Linked DNA regions of Mus musculus: region 1 is linked to region 2. The links are chromatin loops, found by intact Hi-C in ENCODE. Cell type or tissue: left cerebral cortex. All regions are shown on one strand. Each heading gives the region's core, and the rest is flanking DNA. Links, peaks and the distances in the headings are about the cores only.

What was found. A loop is a pair of places that touch in the nucleus more often than their neighbours do. Peaks named below come from ENCODE experiments on the same cell type or tissue, not always from the same donor. Only the 100,000 strongest peaks of a DNase experiment are listed, where the experiment ranks them.
Region 1: it touches region 2 in a loop (3-fold over the local background); 1 of 42 quality-filtered maps calls a loop at or near these places.

What each region holds. Positions count from the first base shown.
Region 1 is chr2:26,150,577-26,158,904 of GRCm38, forward strand. No RefSeq gene overlaps it. Among named protein-coding and RNA genes, the nearest start is that of Tmem250-ps, 14 kb to the left of the region's middle. In left cerebral cortex, for the core only: CTCF peaks have their summits at 2,913 (motif pointing right) and 3,606 (motif pointing right); DNase peaks (open chromatin) are centred at 2,907, 3,633 and 6,164.
Region 2 is chr2:26,376,405-26,384,710 of GRCm38, forward strand. It overlaps Snapc4 (small nuclear RNA activating complex, polypeptide 4), which reads right to left and starts at 4,249. Exons shown (of 23, transcript NM_172339.4): 1 at 4,145-4,249; 2 at 2,090-2,232; 3 at 1,617-1,663; 4 at 465-632; 5 at 196-321. The coding sequence starts at 2,219. It overlaps Entr1 (endosome associated trafficking regulator 1), which reads right to left. Exons shown (of 10, transcript NM_026563.3): 9 at 8,278-8,306; 10 at 6,396-7,290. The coding sequence ends at 7,194. In left cerebral cortex, for the core only: no CTCF peak of the experiment used is centred there; DNase peaks (open chromatin) are centred at 3,831 and 4,258; H3K4me3 peaks cover 1,313 bases; H3K27ac peaks cover 601 bases.

The sequences.
Region 1 (8,328 bases), core at 36-8,035, 230 kb before region 2:
TGAACTAATCAGTATCCCCAGAGCTTGTGTCTCTAGCTGCATATGTAGCAGAAGATGGCCTAGTCGGCCATCATTGGGAAGAGAGGCCCCTTGGTCTTGCAAACTTTATATGTCCCAGTACAGGGGAACACCAGGGCCGAGAAGTGGGAGTGGGTTGGGGAGCAGGGCAGGAGAAGGGTATAGGGGACTTTTGGGATAGCATTTGAAATGTAAATGAAGAAAATATCAAATAAATAAATAAATAAATAAATTCTGGAAACAAAAAAAAAAAGTGCCATGTTCTCTTGTCCTTTTTTTTTTTTTTTTTTTTTTCTCGAGACAGGGTTTCTCTGTGTAGCCCTGACTGTCCTGGAACTCACTCTATAGACCAGGCTGGCCTCGAACTCAGAAATCCACCTGTCTCTGCCTCCCAAGTGCTGGGATTAAAGGTGTGTGCCACCACGCCCGGCTTGTCTTGTCTTTTTGTAAGCACACAGTGAGCCTGCTCTAGCAGAGCATCACTGCCATCAAGGAGACAAATAAATAAATAAATAAATAAATAAATAAATAAATAAATAAATAAATAAATAAATAAAAATAAAAAAGGATTCAAAGACAAAACCAAGACCAATTCCACCAATTCACTGGTCTGTACAGCCATGTGGCCTGCTTAGGGTAGGCAGTCAGGGTGGGTCTGGTGTCCCTGCTGAGGGACGACACATCATCAAGCCTAGACCCCAACTCATATAGAAGCCATGTGACCTGGTCCATCTGGCCAACACATCCTGGTGGCATTCACGTGGCATTCATGCCTGTCCAGCTGTGATGCACATGGCTCCCTCTGGTTGATTCCTGAAGGACCTGAAGCGTCTCTGATAGCAGGCAGCTTCTTACAGACAAGCCCGACACACAGGTGGAACCCCTGCTCCTGCTTCCACTACAAAAGATGTCTGCTTGGTCCGCCACGTCTTAGGGAAACCAAGCTGCCTATGGCCACAGTTCAATTCTGTTTTTGAGTTCTCTGGGCCTTGCTCACCATTCCCTCCTCCTCCTGCCACTTCCCTGGCTCTTCTTCACCCCTCTGAATTTCTCCTTTCTGACCATTTGTGGTTCAGGGCAAGCCTCCACTTCCAGCATATTGCCTAGTTTTATGTTGATTTGACACAAGCTGGGGTCATTTGGGAATGAATAATTTTTAAATTAATAATTCACATAATATACCTTTATCCCATTCACTTCCCAGTCCTCACAGGCTCACTCCCCACCATTATGACCTTCCTCAAAACAAAAAAAGGAGGAAGGGGAGAAGGAGAAGGAGGAGAAACACAACTCTAATTTGTGACGCTCAAATACTCACCGGAGCAGGGTCAAACTCCCAGTGGCCAGCCCCTTAAAGATAACTGAGTCCTTCCCTTCCCTACCCTTGCCAGAAGCCAACTGTGAGGAGCTACACTACAGCATTGTTATAATTTTTAAGAGTTCTCGCTTCCTGTTTACACTGTTTCTTTTGGGAGGGAGTTGGGGAAAGAAGTTGTCACAGAAACCTTCTGATCGTTCATTCTAATTTTTTTTTTTTGAAAAAGGGTTTCTCTGTGTAGCCCTGGCTGTCCTGGAACTCACTCTGTAGACCAGGCTGGCCTCGAACTCAGAAATCTGCCTGCTTCTGCCTCCCAAGTGCTGGGATTAAAGGCATGCGCCACCACTGCCTGGCATCTCTCATTCTTAACTATAAGTCTGCAGTCATCCACACCCTGGCAGAAGAAGCCCCCTGCCCTGTGTAGTCAGCAGCAGCACAGATCAAGGAAGTCTGGCTACAGCATGGGCCATGGCATCACTATCTGTGGTGGAAAGAAAGAATATGAATTAGAAAAATGCTTCTGTGGGGTTGTTCTAAAGGACGTTTTCTTGGTTGATAATTGATGTGGGAGGGCCCCCTGTGTTGTGGATGAGGCCATCCATGGACTGATGGTCCTGGGTGCAGTGAGATAGCACAGTGAATTACTGGTGGTGGTGGCACTTGGGAGACAGAGGCAGGCAGATCTCTGAGTTTGAGTCTGGTCTACAGAGTGAGTTCCAGGGCTATGCAGAGAAAACCTGCCTCAAAAGTAAACCAAACAAGAGGGGAAGAGGGAAGAGGGAAGGAGGGAGGGAGGGAGGGAGGGAGGGAGGGAGGGAGGGAGGGAGGGAGGGAGGGAGGGAGGGAGGGAGGGAGGGAAGAAGAAGAAGAAGAAGAAGAAGAAGAAGAAGAAGAAGAGAAGAAGAAGAAGAAGAAGAAGAAGAAGAAGAAGAAGAAGAAGAAGAAGAAGAAGAAGAAGAAGAAGAGGAAAGAGGAGGAGGAGGAAGGGGAGGAGGAGGAAAGAGGAGGAGGGGAGGGGAGGGGAGAAGAAGAGGAAAGAGAAGAGGAAGCAGGACGTTTGTTTCCTCTTTGATTTTCTTTTCATTTTCTTTTTGTTTTTGTTTTTTTTTGTTTTTTTTTTTTGAGACAGGGTTTCTCTGTGTAGCCCTGGCCCCTTTTCATATTACCGAGGATCTCTAGAAGGGGGTCCAGGGTGGGAGGCTGTATCCTGAGACAGATCTTCCTTCCTTTTTCTTTTCTTTTCTTTTTTTCTTATTCTTTTTTTTTTTTTTTTTTTTTTTGAGGCAGATCTTTCAACCTGTTCTTGGTGCCTCTTGGTGCCTCAAAGTTGGGTTTTACCTGAAGTGGAGGGGAATCCAGGTCTACCTATTGAACATCACCTGAGATTTCAGCCACTCCCTTCTGTCTCTCTCAGCCAACTGTAAATAGTTCTGCCTTCTAGCAAGGTTCTGAGTTGTATTCTAAGAAAAGAGCCTGCGGTCAGCATGGGAGTTCTTGGCCTGCCAGAGGGCCTAGGAGGACCACTTGGGGACTTGCCCTAAGGGCTGGCCAGAGGTCCAGGCTCAGCCACCAGGAGGCGCATCTGGTCTGAGCTGGGGTTAGCCTAAGGCGTCAGTCTCTGCTGGCATGGGGCTGGTGGAGATCTCAGCTCTATCCATAGTTGTCTCTGAACTGCTATACGGCCAGCTCATGCACTTCAGCACTGTTCCTCTCACCTAGGGTCACTGAACATCCCAGCATATTGCTTCATGTCACCCCAGTTTATTTCCATTTACCTCATTTCACCTTGGCTCACCTCTGAGTACCTCAGTTCACTCGGATCACCTAGTTCTTTGTGCTTCAGTTTACTTCCAATCTAGAAAGATGGAATATGGGGCCTTCAGTGAGTAGCATCCATGCTGGACCCTGACTTGGGGACCTCAGCAAGATGGTGGGTTCTGACTACAGAAGTCCGGGCTTCCTTGGAGCACCCAGGGGAATTTTTGGATGGGGGGTGATGGTGAACACCAAGCCTAACAGGGCTTATACCCCTGTCACAGATGACTAGGGTGGAGTCAGTTAGAAGGCAGGGGTGTGGGAGTACTGAGCGACACCACGCTGCAGGTCCCCACAGCTCCTGAGTGCTCTGACTCAGTGGGTTGGGTCCCCATCTGACCTCTAGAGGGCCTGCTTCCCGGAGACCCCAGTGAGAGGGTCTCACACCTCAAGAGCTCAGTCTGAGCTTGCTACTTTTGGAAGAGCTAAAGGAGACTGGAGCAGTTTTCTGATAAGAACACTAGGGGGCAGTCTTGTGCTTTCTTTCCACTTTTCGCCCTGTAAAGAGAGGTGCAGTGGAGGAATGGGAGTGGTAGTGACAAAGCAGGTGACAGCTCCTCTGTGCAGCACCCCAGTTGTGCAGGGGAGTAGCCCACACTGCTTTATTATGAAAGGAGGAGCTATCCTGTGGATGGCTACAGGCTTTCTTGCACACCTGCAAAGATCACTCCCAGGCTCCTAAGGTTCATCTCCTGGCATACATGCGCATGCACGCACACAGACACATAGACACAGACACACACAGACACACACACAGACACACACACACATAGACATAGACACACACACACCGACACACACACACAGACACACATACCTTTCCCAGATGAGGAGATGGAGGACACACATGTGGAGAAGCTGGTGGCTGGAGTGCAGGGCTTACACTCAGTTATCTGTGGTGGAAACAAGGCAGGGCCAGGTTCCTCCAGGATGCTCACGGTGTTCTCCATCTCGGTGGACACAGAGGACACAAGTGTTAGACCATCTGTCCAATGAGGTGAGTGTGGCTGGTTCACACAGGCTGCTGGGCACAGAGGGCCAGGAGCAACTGTTAGTGGTAAAGCCTGTGTTGGTAGATAAGAGAACTGCTACATTCTCAGTGGCCCAGCACGTGTGCAAGGAGACCTCCTGGCTCCTAGCCACTGTTGGTGCAATTGTCACAGGCAGACGTGGAAATCAACTCCACAATCCTGTGACTGGCTGGGCTTGTTCTCACCTGGAGTGTTGGCTGCAGCGTGGACCAAGGTGCTCATACTCCTATGCACTTCTGTCACCAGCTGCATCTCAGCAAACATCTGTTGGTCAGATAGGTCTTCAGCATAGAGAAGGTCTTGGCACCCCAGGTGCTCCTAGGGTTCTGAGAAGTTCCGTTAGGTCTGAACAATCTGAATAGCCTCTTACAAGGACATGGTGGGCCAATGAAAGAGTTGGAGTGAGGCTGAGGTCCAGTTGGTAGAGAGCTGGCTTAGCATCCATGAAGCCCCAGGTTCAACTCCAATGATGCGTAAACTGGGTGTGGTGGCACATGGTTATAATCCCATAGCACTCCAGAGGTTGAGGCAGAAGAGTCAGGAGTTCGAGGCTATCCTCACCTACATATTGAGTTCAAAGCAAGCCTGGGCTACAAGGGACCCTGTCTCTTTGAAGAAAAAAAAAAACATAATAATGAAAAACAGACTGTATCTTTAAATTACAGAGGGGTTTACCTGTTGGAGCAGTTTTAGGATTACCTCATCCTTTCCCAAAGTTCACAGCGCCACAAAGGTCCTCTTGATGTTGTACAGTCTGAGGGTTTGTGGGTTTGACAGGGGTGTGTGATATATGTCAATCACAGGGCTCCAAGAGCATTGCACAACCATAAACTCTGGGCCTGCTACTCATCTCTTGTGGCCTTTGCTCCAGGTTTATTTTATTTTGAGGCAGGGTTTCTCTGTGTAGCCCTGGATGACCTGGAACTAGCTCTGTAGTCCAGACTGGCCTCGGACTCAGAGAGTTTCCTGCTTCTTTAAGTTGCATTCTTTCCAGCCAGGTTGGGGAGGGGCCCACACTGTTCTTACAGAAAGACACAGAGCAGGAAGTAAGGGACTTACACCCGTGAGTACAGGCAAGCCAAGAGCAGAGCATCTATGACTTAGCCATGTCCTGTCTGTGACCTGATGGGCACTTGTGTCTGGTGGGCACTCAGCCAAAGGCTCCAGCTTCTGGGAAGAAGTCATTTTGCTCTTGAAGAGTGGGAGAGTCCAGAGATCACAGGCATGGTGTGACTGTGGCCAGCTCTTGGTGCTTGGAGAACATCTACCAGGGACTGTGTCCTTGTCACGGTTCCTGGTGACCTACACATCTCACATCAGCGAGTGTGACAGGTGACTGTTCTGCAGGAAGTAACTATGACTTCAGGTGTCCTTACACAGTAGTCCTTGCTGCCCCCCCCCCCCCCCGCATACTTGGTGGCTGGGTGGCGTGGGCCAAGTGAACAGTTGATCTCCTGAATGAGTGGATGCTTCCATGTGATTTGTCCTGTTTTCATGACAGCAGGACAGGGGACTGAGCACCTAGCTGTCTGAGCAGCTGGGAAGTAAGATGTCTGGGAGGGAAGTCTCACTGTTATTCACCCTTCCTATTCTCAATGGCCATTTATCTCCAGATCTGGTCCCTACAGGGGGCAGCAGCTAAGCAAAATCTCCTACTTGACAGCTTCAGACCATTGCATGGCAGGCTTCAGGAAACCTTCACCCTGAAATGACACTTGTGGCATGACACAAGTTCGTGACCTGCCCCCAGATGTGGGTGCACAGAGACCGGGGTAAGGGACTAGCCTTAGAGCAGGGTCTGCTGATTGTTGATATCAGCACTTTGGCATTATTTATGAATTCATCTATTCACCAGGACAAGCCTCTGTGCATTCTGTTGCCATGGCAACCTCAAACCCGTATCTTATTAATTCTACATGTTATGAAATAAATATAGATCAGACAATTGCAGTCAAGGTTCTATTTTTTTATTATGCATTTGGTTCCCGCGCCTGGGGTGGGATGCTCCTGGCACACAGCTTCCCTCGACAGACATCCATCAGAGTGGGGGGCCTGGGCTGGCTAGGAAGCTGCACCTGCTCACAGGCTGCAAGGCTGAGGGCTGAGATCCAGTGGGGGAAGGGTGGAACACAGTTGCGTGCTGAGGGTGAGGCTGGCAGAACTTAGAGGCATTGTGGGGTCCTCATGAGAACGGAGCAGGCTTGTGTCCCGGGCGCTTTAGGGGAATGGAATATGAGACCAAAAATCTGTGAGCCTCAAGTGCCAGGATTGGGGCTGCTCTGCTGTCCCTGGGAGTGCCGGAGCCCCTGAGTTCCCCCAGCACCCAAAAACTGCTCACTTGCTCAGGCAAAAGATGATGTCTATGGAGTCTCAGTGTGGTTCAGAGAGGCCAGGGTTAGGGATGTGGCTCACAGTAGGTGGAATGCTTGTTTAGTGCATACAAAGCCCTGACTTCTAGCCCAGCACTGTATAAGCCAGTTGTGAAGGCACAAGCTTGAATCCCAGCACTTGGGAGGTAGAAGCAGATCAGAAGTTTAAGTTTGGCTATATAGCGAGTTTGTGGCAACATGGGCCCCAAAAGACCTGTCTTAGAGAGAAATGTCAGGATCAGGGTAGGAGGGCCAGGAGATAAAAGGGGGTTTGATGGGCTCTTTGGGTTAACCTGGTTTTGGGGGGCCACTGAGAGTACCATCTGGGCATTAAGAAGATGGCTGTTTCCACCTCCAATTAGTATAAGGGAGGCTCGAAGCCTCTGAGCACAGGTGCCTGGTAACTGAGAATCCAGCCCAGACCTGTTCACATGTGGCCCCCATGTGGGCCTGGACCAGACTCTAAAATACTCAATCCCCACTTGCACCATAGCTCCTCCCCCAGCCTCAGAACTTCTCAGGACAATCCCCACTTACCCACTGTAGACCAGGCAGAGGTTGCCTGTTAACGACTTTACCCACTCTGGGCAACACGTGCCCTGGGGTCTGACAGGGGCAGTACAGTGACCCTCAGGAAAGCCAGCTTCCCCAGTGCTCCCTTGTGTCTTCACTCTCAGCGTGGCAAAGGTGGCTGATAGCTTTGACCAAGTCAGACCTTTGCCTCCTGTGATCACAAGTGAGCTTGGGTTGAGGGAGGAAGAGGAGACATTAAAAAGCCCAGAGGGGCAGAGCAAGAATGAGGGCAGGGGAGGGAAGAGTCCCAAGACTAGTGGTGGCCCAGCCAGGGCCCTGCTGAGAACTGCCAGGCCCAGATAGCTGCAGAAGACAAGCATTCCAAAACCAGAGCCTGGAGCCATGACTACCTACCTGCATATGCCACAGGATCTCAGCTGCAGGGCTCCCAGCTTCCCGTGCAACCTAATGCATGTCATCAGTGTCCGCAGACAGTCTCCTTGTGTCAGGTGGTTGGGGGGGTCTCCTCTGTGCTCATGGGATCCTCCCAGAGTCCAGGGCTTGAGGGCAGGCTGGGATCCCTGGCTGCTCATCACCCTGCCATGCTTCCTGTCATAGGGCCAGCTCCTGTGAGCGAATAGCCCATCGATCCTCTCGGCCAGCTGCCAGCAGCCAGCAGCCAGCAATGGACCACTCAGCTGCTCCCAGCCCCCAGGGCCTGATCAGGACATCGACAGAGCTGCGCGTTCGCCATTTCATTAAGCTTAGTTTAATTAAAAACCTGAGTTCTTGATTAGACTGGGTAATTGATTTAATTTTCTGTGGGATTCAAGTACCAAATACCTCTATGGTGTGAACCCCCAAATCCTCAGGGCAGGAACACTGCTATCGTGTGAAACCCCAAATTCTGGTGATGTAGATGATGATCAGAAGGGAACACTGTCCCTGGTGTGTGAGGTTCTTGTTCAAAACATCCACTCCTGCTTCTCAGCCTTCCCCAGCTTGAACCCTACTGTAAAATGGACTTCCAGACCCCACCCTCCACCCCACCCACCCCATGAGTCTCCACGGGGCTAAGGAGAGACGCATATTTCCACTATGGCCCTAGACAGCAATAACCATGTCATGACTGTAGCTCCTGGGAAAGGAATCCCTTTGGTGAGTCTTCTCACAGTATGACCACTGCTGCCCTGAGATCAGGGAAGCCATTTGCCCAATAGCAGGGTGTTGAGCAAAGCACTTTAAATTTCCGCTTGCCAGGGTT
Region 2 (8,306 bases), core at 1-8,000:
CATGACCCACCCAGTACAAGGAAGCGGCCTGAGACTCCAGGAAGATGCAGGCACACAAGGGCATCAGCAGTTTGAGATTTATACTACTGACTTCCTAAACGCTGTGATTCTTTTAGGGAAACACACCCTACAGACCCAAGTACTCATGAAGAAGAGACACTCAACCAACTGCTAAGAGCGTTCATTACTACTCACCACTCCAGTAACCTTGTCCTTGAAGTATGGCTTCAGGAAGTGGCCTATGTACATGTATGAGGGCAGACTTCTGCCATCCTTCACCTTGGGGCATTTGGTTCCAGACAGATCAAACAGGATCTCTTCCTGGGACAAAAGCAAGGCCATCAGTAGGCCAGGTAGAGAAAGAGGGTAGGCCAGGTGGGTGAGCAGATTCACTCTGGGAACTTGATCCTGTGGGACACTGAGGGTCATGAGGGGTTATACAGGTATTGAGTAGGTCATCTTACCTGCTGCTCCTGGTTCTGGGCTAGCAACTGGCTAACCTCTGCTAGCTTTTCCCGGATCACCTCCTGGTAGACCATATTTAGCTGCAGACAGGTCTCGGGGTCTTCAGGGAGAGCTTTGTCCTTGGGGTCCTCCTCATCATTGCTGCTCTCACTCGACCCTTCCTCTTCCTAGTTAGGAGCCAGAAATGGAGCAGGAAGAACAGGAAACAGGCAGCCCTCTCCTGTTGCCAAGCTCAAGCCTAAGCCCATGAGAGGGAGCTGAGGAAGCCCTAGTATACACTCACTGAGTGTGGAACCATACTGGAAGGAGGGAGAAGTTATACAGAGCCCATCATCCTCAAGCTAGAGAGTGGGCATCTTTCCAAACCAACATGAGATCTGCTTGTAAAATGTATGCTGGGGTTGGGAGTTGGTATACCATAGCAGGCAGCTTCCATTTTTATAACAGACATCTCTTTGGAGCCTGAACTTCACAGCAAGTTTGTGTTCCCATCCGGAACACCTCAAGTGTCAGATCTCAGCAAGGAAATTCCCGGAATAGCAATCAGGGTCAAACCTCCAAGAACGCCAAATGTCCAACGACTCCAGAGCTGTGTTAGTCTATTGAGCAGACACATGGTCCTTAAACACTAATGGGACTCCATACTTGCTTGTTTGGTGAGGAAGTAAGCAAAACGAACAAAGCATGGCTAGCAACGCTGGCATGACTAATCTCTGCCAGATGCTTTCCTAAGCCATCCATGATGACTACCATCTAGAACGGGAAACTGAGACACAGAGGGTTAGCTGTGAAGCAGGTCCCAGGTATGCTGCCTCTCACATCTGATGTTTTGACTGTGAGCTCAGGAAAAGCCAGCAGCTATAGTCACCAGTCTGTTAGAGTTACTTCACTTCTATGGATAAACTTTAGTTTTGATAATAATTTGTGTTTAGGGGTATAGCTTAGTGGTAGAGTGTGAGCCTAGTGTGAATGAGACCCTGGATTCCATCTCTAGCACCATAAAAATAAGTAAATACTTTGTGATGCCTTATTTTCACAGTAAATAACATTAATTGTAGAAAATCCCACAGGCATGCAAAGTCCTCTTAGGCCAGTTTGGAAGGTAGTTAACAGGTATGACCCAGCAGCCTGGCCTGGTAAGCAACAATTACCAAGATGGGGGCACCAGCAGTTTCCAAGTCCTCATCAGGCAGCGAATCTGTAAGAAACACAAGCACACTCTATTGGAGTGGGAGCATGGGGAGCAAGAGTATGCTATAGACAAAAATGAACACTTATAACAGGGTCTCACTGGAGTGCTCAGGGACGAAATTCTGTGTATCTGGGCCATGGAGACTATTCAAGTTGATAGGCTGAGCTCTGGGTCCTCTTCTCCCCACCAGGATTCACCATTGCTTAGAGGGTCCCAGGCTAGATGGCAGCAGGGGTGGTTATACACAAATAGTCAGCAGCCCTGACAGCTAAGACTAAGAAACTGAAACAAACTTTCTTACTGAGGTGAAAGTAGAAGACAGTTTGGGCAAGAAACAGAGTCTGACCATGGAACAGTCCACAGCCTAATTTAGCTAAAGGGTACACACAGCCGTTCCAGCCATGCCGTGCTAGGCCAGGTTCATGGGCACACCTGCTTCAGAGTCTGAACTGAGACTGGATTCAGAGACTTCAAAGTGGACGCTGGTGGATCCAGGATACAAAATCCTTTCAAGCTCCTGGATCTCCTGTGTTATTTTCTCTCGTTCGGCGTCTATGTCCATGGCTTCAGCCTGCCTTCAGAATGTTAGAAAACATGAGAAATTGAGTGTGCCTGGGTCTCGTTCTCTTTCAGACACACACTTGCTGGAGGTGGCAAGAGCCTGTTCAAATGCAGACAATAGACTATCCAGATGGCAATCAGCTTAGGGTTAAAGTCCCACAAGTTATGACACTCTTTTCATACCCAGGACTTCTGCTCTTGACTCAACACCTAGAAATGACCCTACTCTCCCTGAGGCCACCACCAGCACAGGTAAAAACACTTGTCTCTGTGCCCCAAGGTGCTCAGTTGGTCACCAAGTGCAGAAAGTGCAGAGCAACAGACATTCACCCCCTGTGATCCAAACCTATAAAGAGGTGCCCCGCTCTACACAGTGCTGACTGGCTAGTAAGTCAGAGTAAGGCTTAGCTTACTCCATGACCTATCTTTTCAGAACACTACCTGGCATATGGTGTTGTCTGATACTGAACAAGTGTCTGCTAAAGTACAAAGGAGGCTTTTTCTCTGGTACACTGTAAGCAAAGTCTGAGGGCAAAGGAAATTTGGAAGAGAAGTGTGAAAGATGATTCTAGAAAACACAAGCTCAGGTGGGTGAGATGGCACACCATACAAAGGCACTTGCTACCAGGCCTAAGGACCTGAATTCAGGACCAGTAATCAATGGTGAAGAGACCCTACTCCAGCTTTCCCTCAGACCTCCCCCACTATGGCACATCTACCTACACACAAGGAAATAAACAAGTATAATAACTGTAAAAAGCTGGGTGTAGAAGTCGGGTATAGTGACACACGTCTTTAATCCCAGGAATCAGGAGGCAGAGGCAGGGGGATCTCTGAGTTTGAGGCCAGCTTGGTCTACAGAGTGAGTTCCAGGTCAGCCAGAGCTCTAAAAGAAACTGTCTTCAAAAACAAAATAAAGAGCCGGGCGTGGTGGCAAAGGCCTTTAATCCCAGCACTTGGGAGGCAGAGGCAGGCGGATTTCTGAGTTCGAGGCCCGCCTGGTCTGCAAAGTGAGTTCCAGGACAACCAGGGCTATACAGAGAAACCCTGTCTCGGAAAATCCACCCCCCCCCCCCCCGCCCAAAAAAAAAAAAAAAAAAAAAAACCCAAAAAACCAAAAACCAAAATAAAGAAACAAAGAGCTGAGTGTGATGGCACATAATTTAAATCCCAGCACTTGGGGGGCATAACTAAGTGGATCTCTGCATTTCAAACCATTAGTGAGATACTGTTTCAAACAAAATTATCAAACACATTTTCACACCCAGAGCCAGAAATGAAGAAAAACATCCTGTTTGATTTCTTCCTACTAAGTTGTTGACAGCAGTCTTAACTGACTACAACAAAACAAAACAAAATCCCCTTCAACGACATTCCAATTACTTATACAGGGAACGTTTGTCAACCAACTTGGCTAGAAACAGCGGGATCTACAGATGTAGCAATAATCATTGCCACTGGATGCTTGGCCACCAACGAAAGAGTAACGTGTTTTGAGGCAGCAGCAATTCCATCTCCTCCCACAGCATCGCCCACATAAAGGAAGAAAAAGTCACGTTTTCAAGTCCTGAGCTGGGAGCCACGGTCCGCCTTTAATGACATCAGAGACACTTTGCTGCCTGTCCCTTCTAAGGCCTAACCGGGCAAGGCAGTTGGGGTCCAATGCACCCTTAGTGGCTGGATTCGATAAGCCAGGGGTGGCCGGTGGTGCTGCAGCGCATGCAACCGGTTAGAGCAGCGGTTCGGAGCACAGCACGGAGCAAATCCGGTCCTGCATCTCACCAGCTAGGGGACCTCGGCTGGGCTCCGGACGCGGGCTCTCCACTCCAGCAATGTCGCGGCCACGCCACGCCTCGGTTTCCCCGTGCTGGCTGCCCTGCCCCTCCTGGACACAACGCCTGCTACCTGCCGCCCGCCAATCCTCACCTTCTAGGCATCCCTTCCAAACTTCACAGCTGGCATCATCGCCCGGGCGACCACACGCAGATCATGCTTCTAGCAGTCGCGGAAGTCAGTAGGCTTGCACCGGAAGTCCCACCCAGGCTGCGGCGCAGGGCATGCTAGGAGGTGTGCTGGGGGGCGGGGCCCTAGCGAGGCGTTCATCTTTCTCCAGGTTCCCTGGGCTGTGTACTTAGCTCCTGGTGTTCTGGGTTTGGATGAATGATCAGTGTGTCGTTAAGTACTTTCCCGTGTGTGTCGTCCTCGGAGCCCACAACCTGGGACCGCCAGAAATGGACATTCATTCACTAAGGATTATTCTGCCTGGCCAACACATCACAGAGCTGCTGGCTAAGTAGTGGGGGGGGGGGGGCGGGAGGGCGGGGAGGGGGGGGTCGGTCTCACTCTTATGAAACAAAATACCAATAATTATCCATTATTAATTTTTTGTTTGTTTGTTTTTTCGAGACAGGGTTTCTCTGTATAGCCCAGGCTGTCCTGGAACTCACTTTGTAGACCAGGCTGGCCTTGAACTCAGAGATCTGCCTGCCTCTGCCTCTCCAGTGCTGGGATTAAAGGCGTGAGCCACCATGCCCGGCCCATTATTAATTCTTTTTTTTTTTAATTAGGTATTTTCCTCATTTACATTTCCAATACTATCCAAAAAGTCCCCAATACACTCCCCCCCACTCCCCTACCCACCCACTCCCCCTTTTTGGCCCTGGCGTTCCCCTGTACTGGGGCATATAAAGTTTGCAAGTCCAATGGGCCTCTCTTTCCAGTGATGGCCGACTAGGCCATCTTTTGATACATATGCAGCTAGAGTCAAGAGCTCCGGGGTACTGGTTAGTTCATAATGTTGTTCCACCTATAGGGTTGCAGATCCCTTTAGCTCCTTGGGTACTTTCTCTCCATTATTAATTCTTAACAGCTTCCTTAATTCTACTCTCCCTAGGCAGCTGGGTCCTCCTAGTGCCTAATAATGCCTGTGAGTAGGAGAAGCATGGCAGTGGCTTGAGGCTCAAGGCTGGTGAAAACCAAGCCTGGCGACTGGCCAGTTTGTGGGACCTGGGAAGGGCCTTGGTCTTATGGAGAACTGACTACAAGCTAGAAGTCACCTGCAACACTACTGGAGTGGGTACAGAATCATGAAATCAAAGAGTAATAGTGCATCCCTTTAATCCAACATTCAGGAAGCAGAGGTAGGTGTAACTCTGTGAGTTCAAATCCAGCCTGATATACAACAAAGCAAGTTTCAGAACTATATAGACACTGTCTCAAAAAAGAAAATAAGAGTCATATCAAGTCTGGCCCAGAGTTGGGTTTGGCCAGAGGGAGTCTGGGGCATTAAAGGAAACCTGTAGGTTCCTGGTGTAGGAACTTGTGTGGGGCAAGCCTGGTAAGAACTATCAGGCAAATTTCCCTGGGGTACTGTTGTTTCTTGAGACAGTCTATGTAGAACAGACTGATTGAGAACTGGGATCGTCTTTGTTCCTGGTACTCTGAATAAAGGCATGTACCACCATGCTCTATGGTGCTTGTACAACTTTAGGAACACTTCATACGTAAATTGAGAGTAGTGTAGTTGTGCAGCTCTCATCCGGTTCACTTGCAGTGGTGGAGAAAGGCTGACGGTTCCTCTTGATGGCAGCTCTGACTCAAGCCTTGTGAGCAGAGGGAACACTAGCCTGGTCTTCCTTTGTGTCCCGCCACCTTGCACTGCGATCTGCTCTGGGGGTGGGGACAGCTTCTAAAAAGCTGTGAGTTAAAGGGCCCAGTGGTTTAGTTGCTAGGCGTCCATCCACCCAGCCTTAGTGTGAAGCTAGGATGTGGCTCATCCGGCATGTTGATGTAGTGGCTCTGTGATATGTTGGGATATGTATGTGATATGTTGTGATATGTATGTGATATGTTGTGATATGTTGATGTAGTGGCTCTTGTGAATGCCTGACTCCAAGGGTCAAGAACTTGAGGGTCCGATAACCCAGCAATGGCAGGAATATCCTTTGTTTGTTGATTTTTCGAGTTTCTCTGTGTAGCCCTGGCTGTCCTGAAACTCACTCTGTAGACCAGACTGGCCTCGAACTCAGAAATCCGCCTGCCTCTGCCTCCCGAGTGCTGGGATTAAAGGCGTGCGCCACCACTACCCTGCAGGAATATCTTCAGATGCAGACCTTGAAGTTAAAAGAGCAGGGTAGCTCTCAAGCATGAATCCCTGAGTAAATGACAAGACAGTCTAAATGATCTTTAAGATTTATTTAGATCAGAAAGCTGTTGATCTCAACAGGAGGGGAAAAGGGAAAATAAATTAAAAAAAAAAAACAAAAAAACAACCTATAGGAAAGTGGCCCCCAAACCTTGACCCCTCAGCACAGCACAGGGAGCTGCTTATGTCTTGCCTGTCCTTCAAAAACCAGCCAGCCAGCCCAAAGAGCTGGTGCTGACCCCCCAGGTGGGTGTGTGCTTTAATTCCAGTCTGAATTGCACTATACAAAAGGCACACAAACACATTAACGTGCATCAAAATCGACAGCCCCAAATGGCTTTCCAAAGCTGACAGCACACAGTAGAGGGTGTATGAAGCTTTGCACTGTGCACAGTGTGTGACCTTGGTCCTATGGTCCTGGTGGGAGGACGGCAGCACGTACCAAGCGGTGCTGCCTCAGTGAGGCACGCGTCTCTGTACAGGCTGCTCACTTACACACTGGCTCACTTCGTGTTCCACTTGACAACACTGAGGCTGAGCCCGACCTCGTCCTAGAGAGGGTGGTGAAAGAAGCTTGTTACAAAACTGTCGTTTCAGCTTTAGTGGTTTTATAAAAGTGTCTTCCAGTAAATCAGTGAGTCTATCGAACAGTGGGACTTCATGTAAACTGTTAGGTTCAACTGGTGGAAAGGAGCCCCGTACTGCAGATGGCCAGTCACATGATTAGGCCGTGAAATGCTTTGATGAGGACTGCATAGACAGGAACACATTCGGAAGATGTGTGGTGCCTTCGGTGCAGAGGTGACGGGACCCGGTGGCAGGTAGAGCGTCTCAAGAGTCCACCTCATCTTTAACTTCACTAATTCTGTCGATAGACTTGAGGATTTCAGCAACAAGGTTCAGTGTGTCTGCCCCAGACACCAGCTGCCTAAAGCAGAGAGAGACCAGGGCCATTATTTCAGCCGTGCAAAGGCAGCCAGAGACAGATCTAAAGGAGAGAGCCCAGAGCTATCAACCAGGTTTGCCACACTGGATTCTGTGTGGCTGCCCTCTGGCCCATGTGCCTGTGCACAGGCCAGCCACCCTATAGTGAAGCTTAGGGAAGGCAACTAAAGATGGTAGGTTGCAAGCCAGATAAGTTCATCAGAAACTGATTCTGAATTTTGCTCTTTGCTTAGGCCAAGCTGATGATGCAGTACTCTCAGTGATGTGGGCAGTAGTCCCACCGCAAGTCCCATATCTAGTCATGAGAGCTCTACCAGGGGGACTACTTTGCTTTTGTGTTTAATAGGTCAGATGAATTAACTACATCTTGACAAGTTTAACAAGCTGCAGCTTTGGTGAGTGTTTAATCACCATTATCATCACCAACTGACTAGCTCACAGTATGCTCACTGTGGCAGACTTCTCCCCTTCAGTTAGAGCTGCAACGTACACAGGCAAAGCAGCTGGATTCAGAGGCATGGCATCATCCACACCTATTAGTGGGAAGGTTCTCTGGAACATCAAAAATAAAAATCCTAAAACGGGCATGATAATGCATACCTCAAGTTCCAGAACTTGGGAAATGGAAGCAGGAAATCTCTGAGTCTGAGGCTAACCCGGTCTACACATACTGTCAGAGAAGCCAGGGAGACTTTGTCTTAAAAACCCAAACAAAACAAAAATCCCTCAAAAAAAAACCAAGCCAGGTGAGGGGGTGCATGCTTTGAACTCTAGCACTTGAGTGCAGAGGCAGAAGGATCTGTGTGAGGTCAAGGTCAGCCTAGTGTACATAGCTCCAGGCCAGTCAGTGCTACAGAGTGAGACCCTGTCTCAAAACAAGAGACCACTCTTACTTGATTGACTATAGTATGACTGAGCCGGTCAGCACCTTTCCCTTGCTGGTCCAGCCAGAGGCCGCCCGGGGACTCACTTTATGGATGCGTGTGCACTGTTCATGAC